Linked DNA regions of Homo sapiens: regions 2 and 3 are each linked to region 1. Evidence: chromatin loops called from intact Hi-C (ENCODE). Cell type or tissue: A673. All regions are shown on one strand.

Region 1 (8,000 bases):
AGTGCTTGATTCAGAATGGTTAAAATGAAAACGTACTGGGGCCAGGCATGGTGGCTCACACCTGTAATCCCAGCACTTTGGGAGGTTGAGGCGGGTGGATCACCTGAGGTCAGGAGTTCAAGACAAGCCTGGCCAACATGGTGAAACCCTGTCTCTACTAAAAACACAAAAATTAGCCAGATGTGGTGGCGGGCTCCTGTAATCCCAGTTACTCAGGAGGCTGAGGTGGGAGAATTGCTTGAACCCAGGAGGTGGAGGTTGCAGTGAACCAAGATCGTGCCACTGCGCTCCAGCCGGGGCAACAGAGGGAGACTCTGTCTCAAAAAAATAAAAAATAATAAAATAAAATAAGGAAGAAAAAGAAAAGAAAGAAAGAAAGAAAAACTGTTGGTAAGGATTCAAAGCAGCCAGATTTATCATTCACTCCTGGGGGAAATATAAATTACTACAACATTACAAAGCTGTTTGCCAGTATGTACTAACGTTAAACACATGCATACACCTATTACCCAGAAATTTCACTCCTAGGAAAGCCTCCCAACAGAAATATACATGTAACTTCACCAAAAGGCACTTATAATAATCTTTATAGTAGCTCAATTTGTGAGATGCAAAACTAGAAACAACTGCAATGTCCATCAACAGTAGAATGTAAACACAAATTTTGGTATATTCACCCATACTAACTATATCTAGATGCAACAATTGGATACAGCTCCCAAACATAATGCTGAAAAAAAGAAGCTAAACACAAAAGAATGCTTAGTATATTATTCCACTTATATAGAGTTAAAAAGCAATCAAAATCATCCTATAGTGTTAGAATTTGAGATAATGTTTACCCTTGAGTTCAAGTAACTGGAAACGGAACAAGGGGATTCTGGAATGCTGATGATCTGTTTCTCAGTCTGGGTGCCAGGTACAGAATTTGATAAATGAAAATTAATTGAACTGTGCACTTACAGTTTCTTTACATTTATGCAGGTATATCATATGTATAAAAACTATGTTAAAATAAAGCTATCCACTAATGGGGATTTGTTAATGTCATTTTGAAATTTGGCCAGTTTTGCTGTATATATTTCAAGCTACATTACTAGGTGTACATATACATGTTTATGATAGTTACATTCTCTTCGTGGGTTTTTCATTTTATCCCTAGTATCATGTTTTGTCTTAAATCCTATTTTGTCTGATACTAAAATTATACTGCCAGCTTTCTTCTGGCTAGCACTTACCTGGTATATATTACTCCATAATTTTTTGACTTTTGTGTTCCATTTTGTTTTAGGATTGTCTTGTAAGCACATACAGTTAAGAGTTTTTTAAAAAAAATCTACCTGATTTCAAAATTCTCTGATTTTAATAGGTAAATTAATCCATTTACCTGTAGTGTGATTCCTACTACATTTGAAGTTACTTCCATCTCTTCTTTTCCTTTGCTTGCCACCCTCCTTTACTGCCTCATACTGAAATGATAAAGTTTTCTTTATTTTTTCACTTTTACTCGTTGGTGTGAAAGCTATCAATTGCATATTGAAGATAAGTTTATCATTAGTCTTTCTGGTTTCTTTGTAGCTAAACAGTGTTTCTCTCAGGTTACACTTCATATTTTCCATTCATCTTATTTTCCATTTTTACTATGTTATGCTGAACTGGGGATGTATTTAACTATTTTTATTGTGGTGTGATATATGTACAGGTAACAGCACAACATCTTGATTAATTTTTACAAATTAAGCATATGTATACCTACACTGACATCAAGATACAGAATATTGCCATCACTCTAGAAGACTCCCTAAGCCTACTGCCAGTCATTACCTTCCAGTAAGGATAGCTACTCTTCTGACTTTTATCACATAGAGTTTTATCTGGATTTAAATTACATATAAATAGACTCATACAGCATTTGGTTTCTTTTGCTTAGCAATATGCTTATGAGGTTTATCCATTTTGTCATATAAACTGTAATTAATTTTTTTCAGTGCTGTATAGAATTCCATTGTAAAAATATATCACATTAATTTATCCATTCTACTATTGGCTGATATTTGGATTGTTCCTAGATTGGGATACTAAAAAAATCATCCTATGAATATTCTTGTAATATATTTTGGTAAATATACGTGTATTTTTACAACATATTTTCAAGGGATAAAATTTAATTGATGGGTCAAAAGGTAAATGTATGTTTAGCTTCAGTAGAAAGTGCTAATTGGTTTTCAACATAGTTGTATAAATTTTCAGTCTCTGTAGTAATGTATGAGAGTCCCAATTGTTTCTTTTCCTTTTTATACTTGGTATCATCATCTTTTTCATTTTAGCCATTTTAGTGGATGTCTCATAAGCTTAATGTGCATTTTACTGGTGAACAAAGTATTGAACAACTTTCTAAATGCTGATTAGCCATTTGGAAATATTTTTCATGAAGTGCCTTTTCTAAGTGTTTTTACCTTAAAAACAGAGTTTGTCTCTTTTTCTCATCAACTTAAAGGAGACTTTTATAATTTTGGATGCAAGTTCTTCATTAGACACATGTATTAAAAATATTTTCTAGCACTCTGTATCTTGTTTTTTCAGATTCCTTTCCATTGTTATTCCCTAAAGCATCAGGGAAAAACAGTGTACCTTTAGGTGAGAATGACTTGTCCAAGAACATAACTTCACAGATAAGTTAGGAAAACATAGTTCTTTTGTTGCTAAACTGGCAACTTCCATAAATGCTAGCAAAACTTCACAATGAGACTGAAGCTGCATTTCAAGAGGGGTGAGCAAATGCTATAGTTTTGGCACTGAGGGAGATATTTGCTAGTTTCACTTGATCCCTAGGCTCCTGAGTTAGAATTGACTCCTAGGACAAAATGTACGCTGGCCATCAATTGGATACCTTAAATTGAGGTATGTTTAGCTTTAGTAGAAAGTGCTAAACCAGCAATGCACGTTTTTAAGTTAGTTCTTCCTTTAAAACTTAGAAAATGAATTTTGATATTAGGCAGATGAGCATCAAAACATGAGTTAGCCAAGGCTAGGCTCAAATTCTGTCTTTATCACTTACTAGTCAAATGAACGCAGTCAAGTAACTTAATTTGTCAGTTCCCTTATCTGTAAAATATAGTTGATAATGCTGACCTCCTAGAGCTGCTATGAAGATTAAATGAGGCCTAGTATGGAAAACACCTGTTTTAGCACCAGATATCCGTCAGTAGCTGCTTAATAACTTTATTAATAGTAGGAGAATAAGTAGAATCAGCCTCTCCCTCATACTTGAAGTGTGCGGGTGAGGCACTTATCCATCATTTGTAATCTGTAGTTCACTTTGAAAGCATTGAGTCCAAAGTTTAGATGAGATTTAAAGCCCCCTAAGCAGCTCAGAAGCAAAACGCTGAAGTGTTGACCCTGTGTGGTGAGAGGACCTCCCTCCAAAAGTTCTAGATTTCACATTCTAGGCTGAATCCAATCATTTTTACAGTTATTTTGAAACATTTAAAAAGTTATTTATTATATTTGAAAAAATTTTCTATTAAAAAAGAGATTATATAATAGGACAGATGTTTGCTCACATGCCCACATTTTTTTCCTTGTTGTTAGGAACAAGGCTTGTGAAAATCTAGAAAAATATTATTCAACATCCCCACCTACTGGTAACTTGAAATAATATATTCCATTTTCTAGCACTCTGTGCTTCTACATAGCCACTTGGTGAACCCCTTCACCTCCCTTCAGTATTTGCTCAAACATCACCTTCTCAACGAGGCCTACACTGATGACCTTCATTAACACTATTATCCTGGCCTCCTGGTATTCCCACCCCCAAGCACTCTTGATCCCACTTATCCTGTATAATTTTGACTTTATTCCATATTCATGTCCTTTTAACCTGTTGTATAATTTATTCATTCATAATATTATCTAATTGTCTTGGCTAAAATATCAGCTCCCCAAAGGCCAGATTTTTTTCTGTTTTGTTCAATGAATCCCAAGTGCCTGACACATACTAAGTGCTCAGCAATATTTGTTGAATATTTGAATAACTGCATTTACCTTGAACTAATAAGGTTGCATTATCACTCCTGAGCAGATATGGGGCCTCGAGAAGTAAGTTTACTTCAGTTTTAGAGAAAAATATGTTCAACCTTAGCTCACCTGAATTCTATAAATGTGAAATTTCTTCTTTGCTGTATTCATTTGGACCAGACATTCTAATCAAGTCATTGAATCCTGAGAACAAAAGAATTTTCTAAACAAAATACAGTCACCATCATTGTCATTATTGTCATTGTCATCAACATCATCATCTTTGTGACTGCTTGTAAACCCAAATTGAAAGGCAAGAATAAATTTCACCAGTCCAATTTTTGGAGTGAGACAATAGACAAAGCATTGTTTCAGCTTATTTTCATTCATTAATTTTGTAACAGTTCTCCTTTTTGAGCCTGATATAGTTTAAATATTTGTCCCCACCCAAATCTCATGCTTAATTGTAATCCCCAATGCTGGATGTGGGGTCTGGTGGGAGATGTTTGGATCATTGGGATGGATCTCTCATGTCTTGGTGCTGTCTTTGTGATAGTGAGTTCTTGCAAGACCTGGTCATTTAAAAGAGTGTGGCACCTCCCCCTGCTCCACTCTCTCTTCTTGCTTCTGCTTTTGCCATGTGACATTCCTGCTCCCCCTTTGTCTTCCACCATGATTATAAGCTTCCTGAGTCCTCTTTAGAAGCTGAGCAGATGCCAGCACCATGCTTCCTGTGAAGCCTGCAGAACCTTGAGCCAATTAAACCTAATTTCTTTATAAATTACCCTGTCTCTGGTATGTCTTTATAGCAGTGCAAGAACAGCCTGACACAGAGCCCAATTAAGTTTCCTTCTTTTTCTAGTCTGCTGAGTGCTTTTACATGAGTGGTTGGTGAATTATGTCAAATGCCTTTTCTATGTTTATTGAGGTGCTGATTTTTCTTTATTGTATTAATGTAATACATTATATTGATTAATTTTAGAAAATTATGGTATTCTTGCTTTCCTGGAATAACCCCCTTTGCATAATGTATTATCTTTTTAATATATTGTTGAATCTATTTTGTTGAGATATTTTGCATCTATGCTTATAAGTGATATTCTGTAATTTGCTTTTCTTGTAATGTCTTTGTCAGTTTTTGACAGGTGGGTTATGCTGATGTCATAAAATGAGTTGGAAAGTGATATGGTTTGGTTCTGTGTCCCCACCCAAATCTTGTGTCAAATTGTAATCCCCACGTGTCATGGGAGAGACCTGGTAGGAGGTGATTGGATCTTACAAGAACGAGAGTTCTTACAAGATCTGATGGTTTAAAAGTGTGTGGTAGTTCCCTCCTTGCTCTCTCTCTCCTTCTATGCCATGGCAAGATGTGCCTTGCTTCCCCTTTGCCATGATTGTAAGTTTCCTGAGGCTTAGAAATTTCTCCCAGTCATGCGTCCTGTTAAACCTGCAGAACTGTGAGTCAATTAAACCTCTTTTCTTCATGAATTACCTAGACTCAGGTAGTTCTTTATAGCAGTGTGATAATGAACTAATACATAAAATTGGTACTGGGAGTGGGGCACTGCTACAAAGGCAACTGAAAATGTGGAACAGCTTTGGAGCTGGGTAATGGTACAGGTTGGAATAGTTTGGAAGGCTCAAAAGAAGACAGGAAAGTATGGGAAAATTCAGAAATTTCTAGAGACTTGTTGAATGGCTTTGACCAAAATGCTGATAGTGATATGGACAATGAAGTCCAGGCTTAGGTGGCCTCAGATGGAGATGAGGAACTTATTGGGAACTGGAATAAAGGTCACTCTTGCTATGCTTTAGCAAAGAGACTGGTGGCATTTTGCCCCTATACTAGATCTGTGGAACTTTGAACTTGAGAGGGATGATTTAGGGTATCCGGCTGTGATGGTTAATATTAAGTGTCAACTTGATGGGTTTGAAGGATGCAAAGTATTATTTCTGAGTGTGTCTGTGAGGGTGTTGCCAGAGGAAATTAACATTTGAGTCAGTGGACTGGGAGAGGAAGACTCCACTCTCAGTGTGGGTGGGCACTATCCAACTGGCTGCCTGCTTGGCTAGAAAAAGCAGGTGGAAGAAGGTGGAATAAGCTGGCTTACTGAGTCTTCCAGTTTTCATCTTTCTCTTATGCTGGATGTCTCCTGCCTTTGAACATCAGATTCCAGGTTCTTTGGCCTTTGGAGTCTTGGGCTGACACCAGTGGTTTGCCAGGGGCTCTCAGTCTGTGGCTGAAGGCTGCACTGTTGGCTTCCCTCCTTTTGAGGCTTTGGGACTCGGACTGAGCCACTACTGGCTTCCTTGCTCCTCAGCTTGCAGACAGCCTATTGTGGGACTTCACCATGTGATCATGTGAGTCAATTCTCCTTAATAAACTCTAGTTCGTATATACATATATCCTATTAGTTCTCTCCGTCTGGAGAACCCTGACTAATATACTGATGGAAGAAAACACTAAACAGCAAAGCATTCAAGCGTGACCTGGCTATTTTTAACAGCATACAGTTATATGGGTTCACAAAATGATGGACTGAAATTGGAACTTATGTTTTAAAGGAAAGCATAAAAGTTTGGAAAATTTGCAGCCTGACCATGTAGTAGAATATGAAAACCCATTTTCTGGAAAGAAATTAAAGCTGCTGGCTGCAGAAATTTGCATAAGTAAAGAAGAGCCAAAAGTTAATCACCAAGACAAGGGGGAAAATGTCTTCAGAACACTTCAGAGATCTTCATGGTACCCCCTCCCCTCACAGGCCTGGAGGCCTTAGGAGGAAAAACTGGTTTTGTGGGCCAGGCCCATGGCCCTACTGCTCTGTGCAGCCTTGGCACATGGTGCTCTGTGTCCCAGCTGCTCCAGCTCCAGCTGTGGCTATGAGGGGCCAAGGAACAGCTCAGGCTGTTGCTTCAGAAAGTGCAAGCTCCAAGCCTTGGTGACTTCTATATGGTGTTGGGCCTGCAAGTGCAGAAAAAGCAAGAGTTTGGGAGCCTCCACCTAGATTTTAGAAGATGTAGGGAAATGCCTGGATGTCCAGGTGGAAGTCTGCTGCAGAGACAGAACCCTCATGGAGAACCTCTACTAAGGCAATAAGGAGAAGAAATGTGGGGTTGGAGCCCCTACACAGAGTCCCCACTGGGACACTGCCTCGTGTACCTGTGAGAAAAGGGCCACCATCCTCCAGATCCCAGAATGGTAGATCCACCAGCAGCTTGCACCATGTGCCTAGAAAAGCTGCAGGCACTCAATGCCATCCCATGAAAGCAGCTGTGAGGGCTGTACCCTGCAGAGCCACAGGGGTGGAGCTGCCCAAGGCATTGGAAGCCCAACCCTTGCATCAACATGCCCTGGATGTGAGACATGCAGTTAAAGGATATTATTTCAGAGCTTTGAGACTTAATGATTGCCCTGCTGGATTTTGGACTTGCATGGGGCCTGTAGCCCCTTTGTTTTGGCCAATTTCTCCCGTTTGGAAAAGAAGATTTAGAGAATTTATCCAATGCCTGTACCCTCATTGTATCTTGGAAGTAACTAATTTGTTTTTTATTTTACAGGCTCATAGGTAGAAGGGACTTCCCTTGTCTATTATGAGACTTTGGACTTGGACTTTTGAGTTAATGCTGGAATGAGCTAAGACTTTGAGAGATTGTTGCAAAGGCATAAATTATTTTGGAATGTGAGAAGGACATGAGATTTGAAAGGGGCCAGGGGCTGAATGACATGGTTTGCTCTGTGTCCCAACCCAATTCTCATGTCAAATTGTAATCCCCATGCATTAGGAGAGGGACCTGGTGGGAGCTGATTGGATCATGGGGCAGTTTCCCCTATGCTGTTTTTGTGATAGTGAATGAGATCTCATGAGATATGATGGTTTAAAAGTATGTGGCAGTTCCCCACTTGCTCTCTCTTTCCTGCTCCACTGTGGTAAGACATGATTGCTGAAATAACAAGTTAGTATCATTATGACAGGAATAAATCC
Region 2 (8,000 bases), 300 kb before region 1:
AAAGTAGATATTTTATAAATTAAAAATGTAAGAGGCTCTCAGCAGAAGCTATTAAGGAAATCTAAATGTGAATTTTTTTCTTAAGGAAAGATCTTTCTGCAGCTTCTCAAAAATTTATTCTTTAATATTTCTTTCATATTTGTTAAATGTGTACTCAATTAGCTAACCAAAGGTATTTTTGTAGTCAAATAAGTGAGCTTTTTTATTATTCACAGCTTTTTCACAAAACAATGCAAGTTTAACATAAGTCAAATAAAATGAAGTAATTTCTGGAAATGCTATGTCAGATGTTTAAGTGTGAGCTAGCGTAAAATAACCTTAACATTCCTCACAGCTATAGACAGACAGTTCAGCTAACAAAGTGACTGAAAAATCTATAGGTAGACAGTTGGGCAGTTCTCTTCTTTGCGAATGCCCTTGACTAATTAAGTAGAAATTCCAAAAAAAAGTCATGTGTACAAAAATAAATTATAATTTTTTTAAAAGAAAAAAATATGCATACAGAAAGAAGAAAAATGAGAGTTTTTTAAAAAGACTTTCAATCTTTATGTTGTCTTTTTCTGTATTTCAACTGAAAATACAATGAACCCTTTTAAAAAGCTCTAAAATGTTAGGCTAAATTTCCCCTTCAATCTGCCTAGATAAATCTTCTAACCAGTACACATTTTCCAGTCTTTCCTCTGTTAGAGTCCTCTTCAGAGTTTATAATTAAAAAGCTCAAAAACCATTGACAGATGTTTTATTGTTTGGCAATCATCTGATGATCACATAGTTACTCAGAGAAAATCAAAAGGTGGAATTTGTGCAGGAGGAATCTCCAACAATAAAGACAAAGAGAATGGGTCTCATTTAAAAAGGAAGAAGTGAGTTTTTCTACCTAATATGTTTTTTAAGAAAAGCATAGTAATGATTAAAAAACATTCAAACAATAAAAATGCTATCTTAAAATAAACTCTCCCTTTAATTCACAATTCCTATTTTCTCCATCTTCCCCTTAGGAAACTACCATTGTGAGTTTCTTGTATATCTTTCAATAGATGGTCTGTGGTTGTGTAAGCATATATTTATATTGGAAGCAGTTGTGTTAGAACAAAAGACTTCTGAAAAGAATAAAATTTGATGTTCCCTCATGTTGTTAATAGAATAATTTCAATTTTACCACATCTTTTGCTTATAAGCGACTCTTAAGTCACTTAAGAAATGATTTCTAACTAAAGAGAAAACATCCCACACTTGATATTTGTAGGAAAAAAATCCTTCCTATTATCTTATTCTATCAACCCAAATGGCACTTGTAAGAAATTATGTTCAGCTTTCAGATGTGATTAATTGAGACAGAAGAACAGCTGGTGAAATGAAGCAAAGGAAGTCATTAGAGGCAGAAAGAATGCAGGTGATGTAAGAAACAACAGCCATTCAATAAGAATGAAGGACTTCCACTTACATTTTATCTAAATATTGGTTCACATCTTCATCCTTCTCATAATCCTTACACAGCTGGGCAACCAGAGCTCCATAGGTAAGGACAAAGAGATCTTTATTCTGGAGAAAAAGGGGTAGTTTCTGGTTATAGGCAAGTTATGACAGTATACTACTGTATTTCTTTTGTTTATAAAATCTGGTTTGAAGTAGCCTTAGAAGTCACCTGTACATTTTTTCCTTCCTCCTATTATTGCAACAATTTGCACTTTTGAAAACAAATTATATTCACATTTGGATACATTGATGTGAGGTGGGGGAGAGAGAGCTGTTAAATAAAATGAATTTCGTAACATGATAACATCTTTCTATGCATTTGCTTACATGATAACTTGCAATGTATTTTCATGGAGGACAGTTTTTTAAAAATACTAATTTCTAACATAAATTTCTGTTTTTCTAAAATATATGCCATCCATGTTTTCAGTTGGAAGCAAGAATTGGATAAGACTTCTCAGGCGTCTGCACAATCCCTAATGGCCCCCAGATCTGCCAAGGAGACCTTCAGGATAAACCCAAATGTAGCAGCAAATTTGTGAGTTTCTTTTCTTTTTACTTAGAGAAAAAAGGGGAATGTGATATTTCCTTATAGTTCTCCAAAATATGTCCCATTTTTAGAGTAAATTATAAATGAAAACTAAAACTTAAGACAATTTAGGTTTGGCTTAGGGTTTTTCCAAGAACCTAATAATAAATCACAAGAAATGCTGGTAAATTATCAATGAAAAGTCTGCTCAACATATAAGAGCCACAGCAGAAGACAAAGTGCTGCCATGTACTAATGCTACAGCATAAAGATAAGCAAAGGTGAAGAAGAGAGAGAGAGAGAGAGAGAGAGAGAGAGAATGATGAGATTGTTGTGACTAGCAGTAAAACAAAAGAATTTGAAAAAGAGAAAAGTAGAAAAAATCATACCCTACCTACATGCCATGGCCCCAACATTGTGTCCCTTTATAATTAAGGCCAAACTGAAATAGTGGAATTTCTTCTCTGTCCCTGATGGGTGGGCACTATTATATATTGAAATCTATTTTATTTCCAGCTGAGTTTCTGGTTCAGTACCCATAAAGGCCAGCTTTCTCTATTCTGCTTCATGGCCAAGGACTGTACCTTGAACTATCTGTTCAATTGGGTCTCAAATCCATACCACAGATGCCAGGAAAGGTCAACATAAGTTTATCTTTATCGTTTTTAAAACAATAAAAATAATCATATGAATATCTGAAAGAACATCATTAACTATTTCAGTAGGTTATGAATGTATCAGGATAAAAATACATTTTAACTGCTTTATAAAATCAAGTGATTTCGGTATAATATGAACTATGTACCATATATTTTTAGCACTTGAGAGTCCCACAGGAAAATAAATCAAGATCCCAGAAGGCCAGAGGAGGTATCTGCAGGCATTTCAAACTGAAGTATGCTAGTTAGTCACTACAATTCTAAACACCAAGTCTGAAATTACTTAATTATATCAAATGCCCATCAGTCTCCTGACATAATTAACAGAATTTTAAAGTTAACAGTGAGTTTTTGTATCTGTAGTATCTGAGTGACTAAAACTATAAGAGAGTATTAAAGAATATTATTTAAAACTAATCTGCAAAAAAATAAGGTTTATAAATAACTCTTAACCTGGAATATATAGAAAGGATGATATTACATACCAAGCTACAATAAGACTAGGAAACATTTTTAAAGGCAATCCTTTTTTGATGACCTATTTCGATTCAGTTTTACACATAATCAACTATATATATACACACATATATATATACATACATACATATATATACATATACATATATATGTAAGTTCCCATTTCCTGAAGTATGAAATAGAAAAAATTGCTAATATTTTCATATTTTCTGTCAGAGGTGAAAAAATTGACACTCATATTGATATAATTAGTCAGAAAAGAAGACCTTAAAGTGTGTATAAAGAATTGATTATTCTTTATGTAGGAGATAATCATAATTATTCCTAGATGTGTCATTTATGATTCACTTCGCTGAACACTGTCTTTCCTCCACTAAAAATTCTTATAGCATCAGTTTTTAAAATCAATCAGAAATCACTCAAGAAAACATTTTCTCTGAAGTAGAAAAAATCTCTTTGTAGAAAGATCTTACTATTTTATGGTATTCTGGTCTTCGGTGTGCAGGGCGAGACATAGTGCTTGATAGATGAAGAATATGATCTTCAATTTCTCTTCTTTTGCCTGTTTCTTAGAGGTGTATCAGTCCATGTCTTTTTGTTTTGTTTTTGTAAGCTCTTCCTCGCTTTGAGACAGGAGTGCTGCTTCTGCACTCTGCTGCTTTTGCTCTTTGCTGAGCTGAAGAGGGAAAAAAACCATGAACAACAGGATTGTCTTATAGCCACGTAACTTGCCATGGATCAAATAACTGCTTCATTTGTAAGGATGAATTGTAATCTAGAGCCATAAAAGCTGATAATGTGAAGTCAGACCTGAAGCACTGCAACTCAAAAAATTCTTTAGCCCGAGGGAGTTCAAGAGTGGTGTTTTGTTCTCAGGCCAAGACATTGTTTTAAAATCAGAAACAGAAACCTTCGCAATCCAAGATAGATCTAAATGTTAGCATTATTCAGTCTTGGATTGATTGTTGTAAGAATTAGAGAGACAAGATCAGCAATCTGTAGGTAATAAATCCTGAGTTAAAACGTGATCCCTCAACTACACCAATGGTTATCACACTGTCCCCAAAACCATAGATCCCTATCTTGTGTGATTACAGTATTCAAATATATCTGGTAACTTTTTTGCTTTTCATTAGCAGCAATCAACAACATTAAGGAGTGATAGAATGGGCAATATTTTCTTACAAAACTGTTGTTCAAAATGGGCGCTCTACAGTATCATAATGTATAATGATTCTGATAGAGAAAGTAAGCCCTTAGCTTTCTTTTGAGAGCTCCTGAGACGTAAGCTATTGAAGGCTCTCTTTATTTACGCAGAAATACTTAAAGTTCAAATAAAAAAATCCTTTCACCTTGACAACTGCAGGGTGCAGAGTAGGATCAAAATCTTTCCAGAAATGGAAGCGGAAAACTCAGTTTAGGAAAGTAATTTTCTTCTACTTATAGTTTGAGTCCATTAGTCCTATTTGTTCTGGAAAATTCTTGCTATAAAGTGACAAACTCAAGAATACTTTGACGAAAAGTGTGGTGTAGTTGAAAGAACCTAGGAGGATTTGGAAGGCTCAGGCTGTTGCAGCCCTACCATTTACTGGCTGTGTGGCATTGGGCAAGCCATTTTATTGCTCTATGACTCAGTTTCCACATTTGCAAAATGGCAACAATATCACTCACCTCACAGAATAATTGTGAGAACCAAAGAGACGAGGCGTACCGTAAAACACATTAAAATGCACCATATAATAACTAGTTACTATAGGTTATTCTTGTGGTTGGATAAATTGAATGGAATTCTACAATACCTAAGGCATTTCCATCACTGCATATGTTCTATGACACTATGATCTCAGGAAAATTAATTTCACTTAGTTGTGGGGTATGGGGTGGAGAGTTTTTCAGTAGCAAATAATAACGACTTATATGTATATCAAATTTACAGTTTACAACATGGTTTTCGTTCTCTTCATCTCATTTTAATTCAGATACAATCTGTGAAATAGTACTGTAATCATGGCCATTTTACAGGATAAGAATCTAAAAGTAGAGAGGTTGAGAAATGTATTCAAGGTTATCTGGATGTTGGCAACAAGAAGGGATTTGGGCTAATTTTGATGATTCCAAGTCAAATTTATTTTGTACCGCACACACTCTAATTATGTTAGAGCAAACTATTTTAGAGGCAGACTCAAAAAGCTTACTAAGGTGCAGGGACAGCATGTTGCTGGGTCAATTTGTGGGCAATCCTAGTTCTGAGTAAGATACCCCAGAGAATAACCTACAAAGGGCCTGTGTGCTTGCTGCGAGGTGATGGCGGTACTGGAATCAATTTCACCAAACTCTAATGGCTGTGGTATGGTCACATTATGGCCATCGGGAGAATTCGGGATGTCATTGGATGTATTAGAAAAAGCCGGCTTTTACTTCAGACTGACATGGCTCCCCTCTGCTCCATTGACCTTCCAGTCAAGACACGAGCTTAAGGAAGGAGCAGAGCCCCTGCCAGGTGCTACTGTACAAAGCACAACCTTCACGACCACAGCTGTACTCATCATCACAGGGGACACTGGTTTGCTGGTTTTCAGTCTATGAAACCTGCTAGTCTTCAGCAGCTCTTAGGATGCAAGTGAGCCCTGTGTTCCCCAGACTCCTTTTTTAATGTAAATGTACTCCTCCCTTAAATAGAAGAAAGCACAGAGATGATGTTTCAAGCGGGTACATGATCTATAATGTCTGCCCTGGCAGCCAACTAGGAAAGAATTATTCCAAGATAATGCATAAGCAAAGTTTTTCCTGTTTTACTAAGAGTTCTTTAGTCTTGTTAGGACTAAATCTGGAACTGGGGTTAGGAGAAAGACACATTCTTCAGTCTGGTAAAACTGCACTGCAGTCAACCAACCCAAGTAAATGGTGAATTGAGCTATGCCCCTATGCTGGTCCTTTGGGAATACATGGGCAGCAGAGTAGACACTTGGGAAGGTGCTAATAGAGGATGACATCCGCTGATCTGTCGGTTGTATGATCACCCGCAAACTATCAGAGAAGGCAAAGGTCTGAATGTCCCTAAAATTTATGTGTTTAAACTTAATGCCCATTGTGGTAGTTTTAAGAGTTGGGGCCTTTGGGGAAGCGATTAGGTCATGAAGGCTCTGCCCTTATGAATGAATTAGCACCTTATAAAAGGGCTGGAAGGAAATAGCTTAGACTTTTGTTGCTCTTCTGCTATGTGAGGATATAGCAACAAGGTGCCATCTTGGAAGCAGAGAAGAGCCCTTGCCAAAAAACAATGCCAGCACCTTGATCTTGTACTTCCCAACCTCCAGAACTGTAAAAAATAAATTTCTGGTGTTTATACTAGTCTGAAGTATTATAGCATCACAAAAGAACTAAGAAAATTGATTACTCATAAATGTAATCATTCACAGTCATTAGCAAGTTACACATTGGCACTGCAGATGAAGTGATTAGTTCTTTCAACAGTAAGCAATAGTAAAACTTGGGAATTTATCATCTACAAACTCCTTTACAGCAAGAATTTTACAATCCAATAATGTTTTCTAATCAATCTATGCTCCATCCTTTACTACATACTTCCCTGAAAGAATGGTCTACAATTTCCTTCCCCACTTCCTCACTCCCCTTATACAGATGCTCCTCAACTTGTGATAGGGTTATATCCCGACAAACCATTCAGAAGTCAGAGTGCATTTAATATACCTCATGTACCGAGCAGCATAGCTTAAGCTAGCCTACCTTAACATGCTCAGAACACTTACATTAGCCTACAGTTGAGCAAAATCATCTAACAGAAAGCCTATTTCATAATAAAGTATTGAATATCTCATGTAATTTATTGAATACTGCACTGACAATAAAAAACAGAATGGTTGTGTGCATGTTTGATGTAGGGTTTCTCCTGAATGTGTATTGCCTTCACACAATTGTAAGGTGGGGACCATCTGTACTTTAATTAAGTTCATTTTTAAATATAAAATTTTAAACATAAGAAGGCCAGGCATGGTGGTTCACGTCTGTAATCCCAACACTTTGGGAGACCGAGGTCGGTGGATCACCTGAGGTCAGGAGTTCGAGACCACCCTGGCCAACATGGCAAAACCCCATCTCTACTAAAAATACAAAAAAATTAGCCAGGTGTGGTGGAGGGCACCTGTAATCCTAGCTGCTTGGGAGGCTGAGGCAAGAGAATCGCTTGAACCTGGGAGGTGGAGGTTGCAGTAGCTGAGATGGTGCCACTGCACTCCATCCTGGGTGACAGAGTGAGACTCCGTCTCAAAATGTACATATATGTAAAAAATAAAAATAAAAGTATAAGCCTAAGGAAAGATGTGGCATTTACTATTGAGCTTTACTGAACATGTCACTATATACACTTCAGGCTTTGCTTTTTTAAATTTTTGTGTTGATACATGATATTATGAGGTACATGGATAGAATATACAGTGATCAAGTTAGGGCATTTAGCGTATCCATCATCTTGAGTATTTATCATTTGTATGTGTTGAGAACATTTCAAGACCTCTTTTCTAGCTGTTTTGAAATGTAAATACATTATATATTATTTATATATATAAAACTCTCAGACAAAACTTGCTAAGTTTGTTCTTTGTATATTTTATATATTTTCTGATATTTATTTGATGGATTCATTTCTGATAAAAGTATATTAAAAATATCTCTCCAGCCAGACGTGGTGGCTCACGCCTGTAATCCCAGCACTTTGGGAGGCCGAGGTAGGTGGATCACCTGAGGTCAGAAGTTTGAGACCAGCATGGCTAACATGGTGAAACCCTGTATCTACTAAAAATACAAAATTTAGCTGGGCATGGTGGTGCATGCCTGTAATC
Region 3 (8,000 bases), 230 kb before region 1:
ACTCAGGGATCTGTGGAAAGGCAACAAAAGATCTAACATTTATGTCACTGGGGCAAAAAACAAAAGAATGAGTGTGGAATAGAAACACATTTTTTAAAAAAATAGTGGCTGAAACATTTTAAAATTTGGTGAAAAACATATACAGATTTAAGAAGCTGTGTGAATGCCACAGAAAATAAATCCAAAATCAGAAATTTAACTTTAATATAACATCATACAAAGTATATTCTCTGACAATGATGGAATTACGTATAAATTAATCACAAAAAAAAAAGAAAATCTCCAAACTCTGGAAAATTAAATAACACACTTAAAAATAATTCACAGCTCGATGAGCAAGTCTAAGGGAAATTTTAAATAGTGTATATTGGACTGAATTAAAAGGAAATGACATATCAAAATCTGTTGGATACAGCTGAAAGAATGTTTAAAGGGCAGACACTTCTCAAAAGAAGACATTAATGCGGCCAACAAATATATGAAAAAAAGCTTAACATCACCGATCCTTAGAGAAATGCAAATCGAAAACACAATGAGATACCATCTCATGCCAGTCAGAATGGCGATTGTTAAAAAGTCAAGAAATAACAGATGCTGGTGAGGTTGCAGAGAAATAGGAATGCTTTTACACTATACGTGGGAATATAAATTAGCTCAACCACTGTGGAAGACAGTGTGGCAATTCCTCAAAAATCTAGAAACAGAAATACCATTTGACCCAGCAATCTCATTACTGGGTATATACCCAAAGGAATATAAATCATTCTATTACAAAGATATATGTGTACGTTCATTATAGCACTATTCACAATAGCAAAGACATGGAATCAACATAAATGCCCATCAGTGATAGACTGGATAAAGAAAATGTGGCATATATACATCATGGAATACTAAGCAGCCATAAAAAGGAATGAGATCATGTTCTTTGCAGGGACATAGATGGAACTGAAAGCAATTACCCTCAGCAAACTAATGCAGTAACAGAAAACCAAACACCACATGCTCTCACCTATAAGTGGGAACTGAACAATAAGAACACATGCATTAAGAAAAATAGCTAATGCATGCTGGGGTTAATACCTAGGTAATGGGTTGATAGGTGCAGCAAAACACCATGGCACATGTTTACCTATGTAACAAACCTGCACATCCTGCACATGTACCCCAGAACTTAAAATAAAAATAAAAATGTAAAAAAGAATGTTTAAAGGGAATATATAAAACACTAGACACGGCCAGGCACGGTGGCTCACACCTGTAATTCCCAGAACTTCGAGAGGCCGAGGTGGGTGGATCACTGGAAGTCAGAAGTTCGAGACCAGCTTGGCCAACATGGTGAAACCTCATCTCTACTGAAAATACAGAAATTAGCTGGGTGTGATGGTGGGTGCCTGTAATCCCAGCTACTCAGGAGGCTGAGGCAGGAGAATTGCTTGAACCCAGGAGGCGCAGGTTGCGGTGAACCAGGATTGTGCCACCGCACTCCAGCCTGGGCAACAGAGTGAGACTGTGTCTCAAAAACAAAACAAAACAAACAAACAAAAGCAAAAACAACCAAACACTAGACACTTACATCAGAAAAAAAAAAAAGAAATCTCAAATAAATAATCCAAGTTTCCACTTCAAGACACTAGCAAAAGAAGAGCAAAATAAATACAAAGTAAAGAGGAGCAAACAAATAAGAAGAGAAATCAATGAGATTGAAAACAAAAATAATAGAGAAAATAAATAAAACCCAAAGCTAATTTTAACAGTGTCCAGTAAGATTGATGGACTTCCAATAAGACAAAGAAAAAAAGAGAGGGCAAATTATCAAAATCAAGAATGGAAGAGGAGATATCACTACAGACCCCACAAACATTAAAAGGATGAGAAGGGGATGCTGCAAAGAACTCTGCAAACATAAGTTCAACAACTTGGATGAAATGCATAAAATCCTTTAAAATTGCAAACTACCAATATGCATCCAAGATGAAAGAGATCATCTGAACAGTCCTATAACAACTTAAAAGTTTGAATTTGCAGTTTAAAAACCGCTTGAAATAGAAGTTTCCAAACTCATACAGTTTCACTGTAAATTTTACTAAACATTTAAAGAAATGACACCAGTTCTATATAATCTATTCCAGAAAACAGAAAAGGAGGAAACACTTCTCAACCCATTTTATAAGGCCAGCATTATATGACACATAATACAAAACTGGGAACATAAGTAGGCTAAGAGCTTTAGTCTTTATCTTAAGAACAGTAAGAAGCAAATTTAGGATTACTAGAGTCAAAGTCAAGATAAAGCTCTGGACTGAAAATGAAGCAGGAATAATAACGGACACTTACATTGTTCCTTTCAGGTGCTCTTCACTCCTAAACTGGAGAGATAAGCAAGCTATGTCTGTTCCTTCATGCGTTCTTTCTCCTGGCCCTACTACCCTTCTCTGGCTTGTCTTTTTTTCTTTTCTTTTCTTTTTTCCTTTTCTTTTCTTTTTTCTTTTTCTTTTCTTTTCTTTTTCTTTCTTTCTTTTTTTTTTTTTTTTGACACAGGCTTTTCTGACTCCAGCCTGGATAACAGGCTGTCGTCCAGGCTGGAGTGCAGTGGCACGATCTTGGCTCACTGCAACCTCCGCCTCCTGGGTTCAAGCAATTCTCCTGCCTCAGCCTCCGGAGTAGCTGGGATTACAGGCACTCGCCATAATGCCCAGCTAATTTTTGTATTTTTGTAGAGATGCAGTTTCACCATGTTGGCCAGGCTGGTCTCAAATTCCTGACCTCAACTGATCCACCTGCCGTGGCCTCTCAAAGTGCTGGGATTACAGGCATGAGCCATCTTGCCTGGCCCTCTGGCTTGTCTTTCAAAGAAAAAACACAAAAGTGCTGGGATTACCTGGTGAAAAAAAGACAAACTGCTTGGATTACAGGTGTGAGCTACCACACCTGGCCCTCTGGCTTGTCTTTCAAAGAAAAAAAAAGCCTCCATTACAGCTTGCCAGCTGCAAGGGAGAAATTAAGGGGGAAAAAATGCTAACTTCCTCAACTCTTGCACCAATTACCAAAAAACCCCAGAATTTATTGTTCTAGTTTATCTTAATGTTCTGTTTTTAGAAATCCAAGCATTCTAAATCCCAGACATTTGACTTTAAAGAGTCTCTGTACCAGCAGAAGTTATATTCAACATTTTGTGTGTGTGCACACAGTTTTTATCAAATTATTTTAGTCTGTGATTCCCTCACCACACTGAATGGAGGAGTATTATGTTCTTCCATGAAGTTAGAATTTAGAGCAACATCTTGCTAAATAGAAGCTATATCAATGTAAACTGTCAAATGCCAAGTATTTGTTGGTATATTTAGAAAGAGAAAGAAATACAAAACAATTAACATTAAAGACTTTAATTAATATATGGTTTATAGTTAAGTCCAGATATGGTCCAATCTTCTATACCTTCTTCATATTGGAGACTGTATACTATAAATGAATAGTCATAATCTTGAACTTAAATCATTGCAAAATTATGCATTTACATTTACATTATCAAATAAAAATTATATTATGCCAATATAGTTTAGTGTTAATTTGAATTTCAATTATTAGAAAACGGGTAACCCATGAATTGCCTATTTATAGGTTTTCTGCATTGCCTTCTCAAGTATAATATTCTGCCTAATCACCAGGAGATTCCTTATAAGCAGGAAGAACAAAACTCAGGACTGCTTTGTCTATTCTCCGAGTCTTTAGAGTTGGTTGGTTGTAGCTGATGCACGCTAAATGTGAGGCTTGGGGTCTCCTGGTCAGCACACTGGGGTCCCATTGTTACCTGCACCTCCGAGATTACCAAGGTCAGTCTCTTCCTCCCTCTCTACCCCTCACTCTCCTCTCTCCCTCCCTCCCTTCCTTCCTCCGTTCTTTCCTTCCTTCCTTCTCTCTCTCTCTCACACACACACACCCTCCACACACACGCTTCATGAATACACTGTCCCTCCACTAACGCACGACTCGCTCCTCACAGCACAACTTGGATCAGTCTCAGACCCCTAAAGGTCTCTCGCATGGGGTCGCCATTCTTCCTACTTTGTGCTCAAGGCGCAGGATCTGGAGTTCTCGGTTTCCAAGCAAGACTGGTCGAGTCTAGGTCGGATTGGCTGCGATAGAACGAGGGGCAGGGGTTGTACCGAATCACAAAGCTAGGATTTTCATCTCTCTCTCTCGTTCTCTCTTAGTCTCCGCCCTCGAATCCTGGCAACAGGCGCGGTGAGTTTTTCTGAGAGGAACCCGGCCTGGGGTTGCTATGGAGATAGGACGCAGCAACTCACAGAGCAACCAGGACCCAGAAATCGCTTAAGAGACCGCGGCAAAGTAACTTAACTGAGTTGCCTTCTTCCATATTTTCACGCCCCTTTCATCCAGAACATTTTTTTTCTTGAACTGCTTCCATGGAGGACTCAACCTCCCCGAAGCAAGAAAAAGAAAACCAAGAAGAACTAGGGGAAACAAGGCGGCCATGGGAAGGAAAGACAGCAGCTTCTCCCCAATATTCTGAGCCTGAGTCGTCTGAGCCCTTGGAGGCGAAGCAGGGGCCAGAAACTGGACGCCAGTCCCGAAGCAGCCGTCCTTGGAGCCCGCAGTCTAGAGCCAAGACGCCTCTGGGTGGCCCCGCGGGACCAGAAACATCATCACCTGCTCCTGTCTCTCCGCGGGAGCCCTCTTCCTCTCCTTCTCCCCTGGCTCCGGCCAGACAAGACCTCGCGGCACCACCTCAGTCGGACAGGACCACGAGTGTGATTCCTGAAGCTGGGACACCTTATCCTGATCCTTTGGAACAATCATCTGATAAAAGAGAATCAACTCCTCATCACACAAGCCAGTCAGAAGGAAACACCTTTCAACAGTCTCAGCAACCCAAACCCCACCTGTGTGGACGAAGGGACGTGAGCTATAACAACGCTAAACAGAAAGAGCTGAGATTTGACGTTTTTCAGGAGGAAGACTCAAACAGTGACTATGATTTACAGCAGCCGGCGCCTGGGGGCTCTGAAGTGGCCCCCAGCATGCTTGAGATCACCATTCAGAATGCTAAGGCTTACCTGCTGAAGACTAGCAGCAATTCGGGCTTTAATCTGTAAGTCTCAGAGGGAAAAAAGATAAATGTTTGGCAAAGCAAGAGGGTGTGTGAGTATCTCTGTGTGAGAGTGTGTTTCTGTGGGTGAATCAAAATATATTTGAAAGATTGTGTTAGTAAAAGAGAGTTAATGACATAACTCTGGATCACATGACTCAAAACAGGTCATTAATGGAGATTCTTGTACCTTCTTTTTCTTAACCTTTTTTTTTTTTTGTCCTTTTCCTCCAGCTTCTTTAAAGACCCTAGGCACACAACAAAATAAAACTTAGGAATTATGGAATCTCGGGCTTGAAAAAGACCATAAAGACCATAAAGTCCAAGCATCTCTCCAGGATGCTTGTGAAAAATAATTGTCTACCAGTGAAAGCAATCACGTCTCTCATCTGTAGATGCTATTGCTTGCATGGCTTTTGAGTTCCCAACCCAGGCAGTGCTAGGGTGACCACCATCTCAGTTTGGCTGAGCGCTGAAAGTTCTTTATCCTAAGAAACCCCTTAGTCCTCGCAAACTCGGAGAATTGGTCACTATACAAGCTACCTGGAACACATGCCATTTTATCCAAGTCTCTTAAAATGTGATGATCAATAGTCTACATATGTTCTGCCCATCCCATTATAGCTTTAATTTTAGAACTTATGACATGTATAGATTTCTATAGATTTTTGCTTCCAGAGTTACATAATGATAGGGTCAGTAGAATTTTAGGGCTAGAAGGGCTTTTGGAAAACATCTAATACAACTCATTTGTTTTTGTAAATGAGGAGACCAAGTCATGGAGAACCTAATTTGCTCAAGATTCCAGTGGCTAACAACACTTACCGACTCTTACCTCTCCCTCCATCACTAAGCTCTAGCCCCATGGCTGTTCCCTCTGCCCAGAAGGCTTCTTTTCTAAGTCTTTGGCTGGCTGGCTCCTCATTCTTCAGAACTCAGCTTCCATGGAACACTACTAAAAAGCTTATTCTTTTCCTTCATAGCATTTAATGTCATTTATAATTTTTTATACAGAGAGACAGACTTATATTTTAATATCTGACTCTCCCACTAGATTGGAGGCCCCCAGAGAGCAAGGACTCTGAATTTTGTATACCACTATATACTTAGTGGTAGCACAATGCTAGCAACTATTAAGAAGAAATGAATGCTTTTTCTATTCTCTCACTCTACAACAACCAACATAGAAGACTTCTTGTTGTTGCTGTTGGTTTTGTCTTTGTTTTGAGACGGAGCCAGCTCTGTCGCCCAGGCTGGAGTGTAGTGGTGCCATCTCAGCTCACTGCAGCCTCTGCCTCCTGGGTTCAAGCGATTCTCCTACCTCAGCCTCCCAAGTAACTGGGATTACAGGCGTAAGCCACTGCGCCCAGCCTCAACACAGAAGACTTCCGTGACAAAATGTTTGGGGTTCTGTTTCCCTATCCACAAGCAAGCAATCACTTCTGCAGTGGGCACCAACTAGGTGTCCTCCAATTCAATTCTGACATATCCACCTGGAGATAGCATCAGATCCCACAGGTTGAGGGCTCAATCCCACAAGACTGCCCCACACTTCCAATGCCAATTACAAGCCCCAGGCTGATTAACCTGTGCTTCTGACCAACCAGCTATAAACCAGGGATCCAACAACTCCCTCTTTTGGTTTGACTAATTTGCTAGAGTGGCTCACAGAACTCAGGGAAACACTAATGATTACTGGTTTATTATAAAGGATATTACAAAGGATGCATATGAAGAAGTATTGGGGAAGGAGTGCAAAGTTTCCTTGCCCTTTCTGGGAAGGCCACCCTCCAGCAACCTCCATGTGTTCAGCTATCAGATGCTCCCCTAAACCTGTTCTCTTGGGCCTTTTATGGATATGTTATTGGATAGGTATGATTGGTGACTGTGTAGAAAAGGGGTATAATCTAATGCTAATAGACTGAGTGGGGAAGCCCAGCAAGGCCTAACCAGATTCTTCTTGGCCTCTCTGTGGAGCATTCTTTCCTCCTTGATATGGGGCAGGACCTCTTTTGAAATGGGGGTCTTATGACCATCAATCAGACAAAGTAGGTTAGAGAATTTTATTATGGCCAGACATGGAGAAACAGAGTATACTTTTAGTTTCTAAGGCCTATCTTGGGGATAAATGAGAAGCGGTATGAGACTTATGAGTCAGAAACTATGGATGAAAACCAATGTATATAAATCATAATTCCTAAGTTCTCACCATGATCTATTGGGGTGCTTCCTGATTAATCAGTAAATATTAATTAAATGCCTACTGAATCTACAATGTGGCAAATATTTGCAGCTATTACTAGGCTTTAAGATATATGAGATATAATTTTAAAGTCTAAGGAATAAAAAAATTAATGTATGATGTGAGAAATCTCATGAAATGTGAGATCAGTTTGAAATATTATTTATTAGTTAATTTTTTTTTCTTTTGAGATGGAATCTCACTCTGTCGCCCAGGCTGGAGTTCAGTAGCACGATCTCGGCTCACTACAAGCTCTGCCTCCCAGGTTCACGCCATTCTCTTGCCTCAGCCTCCCAAGTAGCTGGGACTACAGGCGCCTGCCACCACACATGGCTAATTTTTTTGTATTTTTGGTAGAGACACGGTTTCACTGTGTTAGCCAGGATGGTCTTGATCTCCTGACTTCGTGATCTGCCTGCCTCGGCCTCCCAAAGTGTTGGGATTACAGGCGTGAGCCACCACACCCAGCCTATTAGTTAATATTTTAAACTACAATTTACTTAAGCTGCAAGAATGTAATTTGCTACTCCATAGTGGACTCTACTTGAATTTCTGATATGAACTTCTTGTCATAATGCCCTATGTTAGATAGCAAGCCTGAATTTACAAACTGCTAAAATTGCAAAGGAACACATTATAAATACTTGT

Evidence for each region. A loop is a pair of places that touch in the nucleus more often than their neighbours do. Peaks named below come from ENCODE experiments on the same cell type or tissue, not always from the same donor. Only the 100,000 strongest peaks of a DNase experiment are listed, where the experiment ranks them.
Region 2: it touches region 1 in a loop (4-fold over the local background); 16 of 110 quality-filtered maps call a loop at or near these places.
Region 3: it touches region 1 in a loop (3-fold over the local background); 2 of 110 quality-filtered maps call a loop at or near these places.

What each region holds. Positions count from the first base shown.
Region 1 is chr6:116,843,792-116,851,791 of GRCh38, forward strand. No RefSeq gene overlaps it. Among named protein-coding and RNA genes, the nearest start is that of GPRC6A, 19 kb to the left of the region's middle. In A673, a CTCF peak has its summit at 3,666 (motif pointing left); a DNase peak (open chromatin) is centred at 3,630.
Region 2 is chr6:116,541,859-116,549,858 of GRCh38, forward strand. TRAPPC3L (trafficking protein particle complex subunit 3L) reads right to left here and starts at 3,826. Exons shown (of 5, transcript NM_001139444.3): 1 at 3,615-3,826; 2 at 1,445-1,542. The coding sequence starts at 3,656. It also overlaps a transcript of CALHM4 not described here. In A673, no CTCF peak of the experiment used is centred here; no DNase peak of the experiment used is centred here; H3K27me3 peaks cover 435 bases.
Region 3 is chr6:116,612,197-116,620,196 of GRCh38, forward strand. RSPH4A (radial spoke head component 4A) reads left to right here and starts at 4,283. Exons shown (of 6, transcript NM_001010892.3): 1 at 4,283-5,113. The coding sequence starts at 4,428. RefSeq lists enhancers at 4,333-4,432, 4,483-4,602. In A673, a CTCF peak has its summit at 4,020; a DNase peak (open chromatin) is centred at 4,195; H3K4me3 peaks cover 1,332 bases; H3K27me3 peaks cover 864 bases.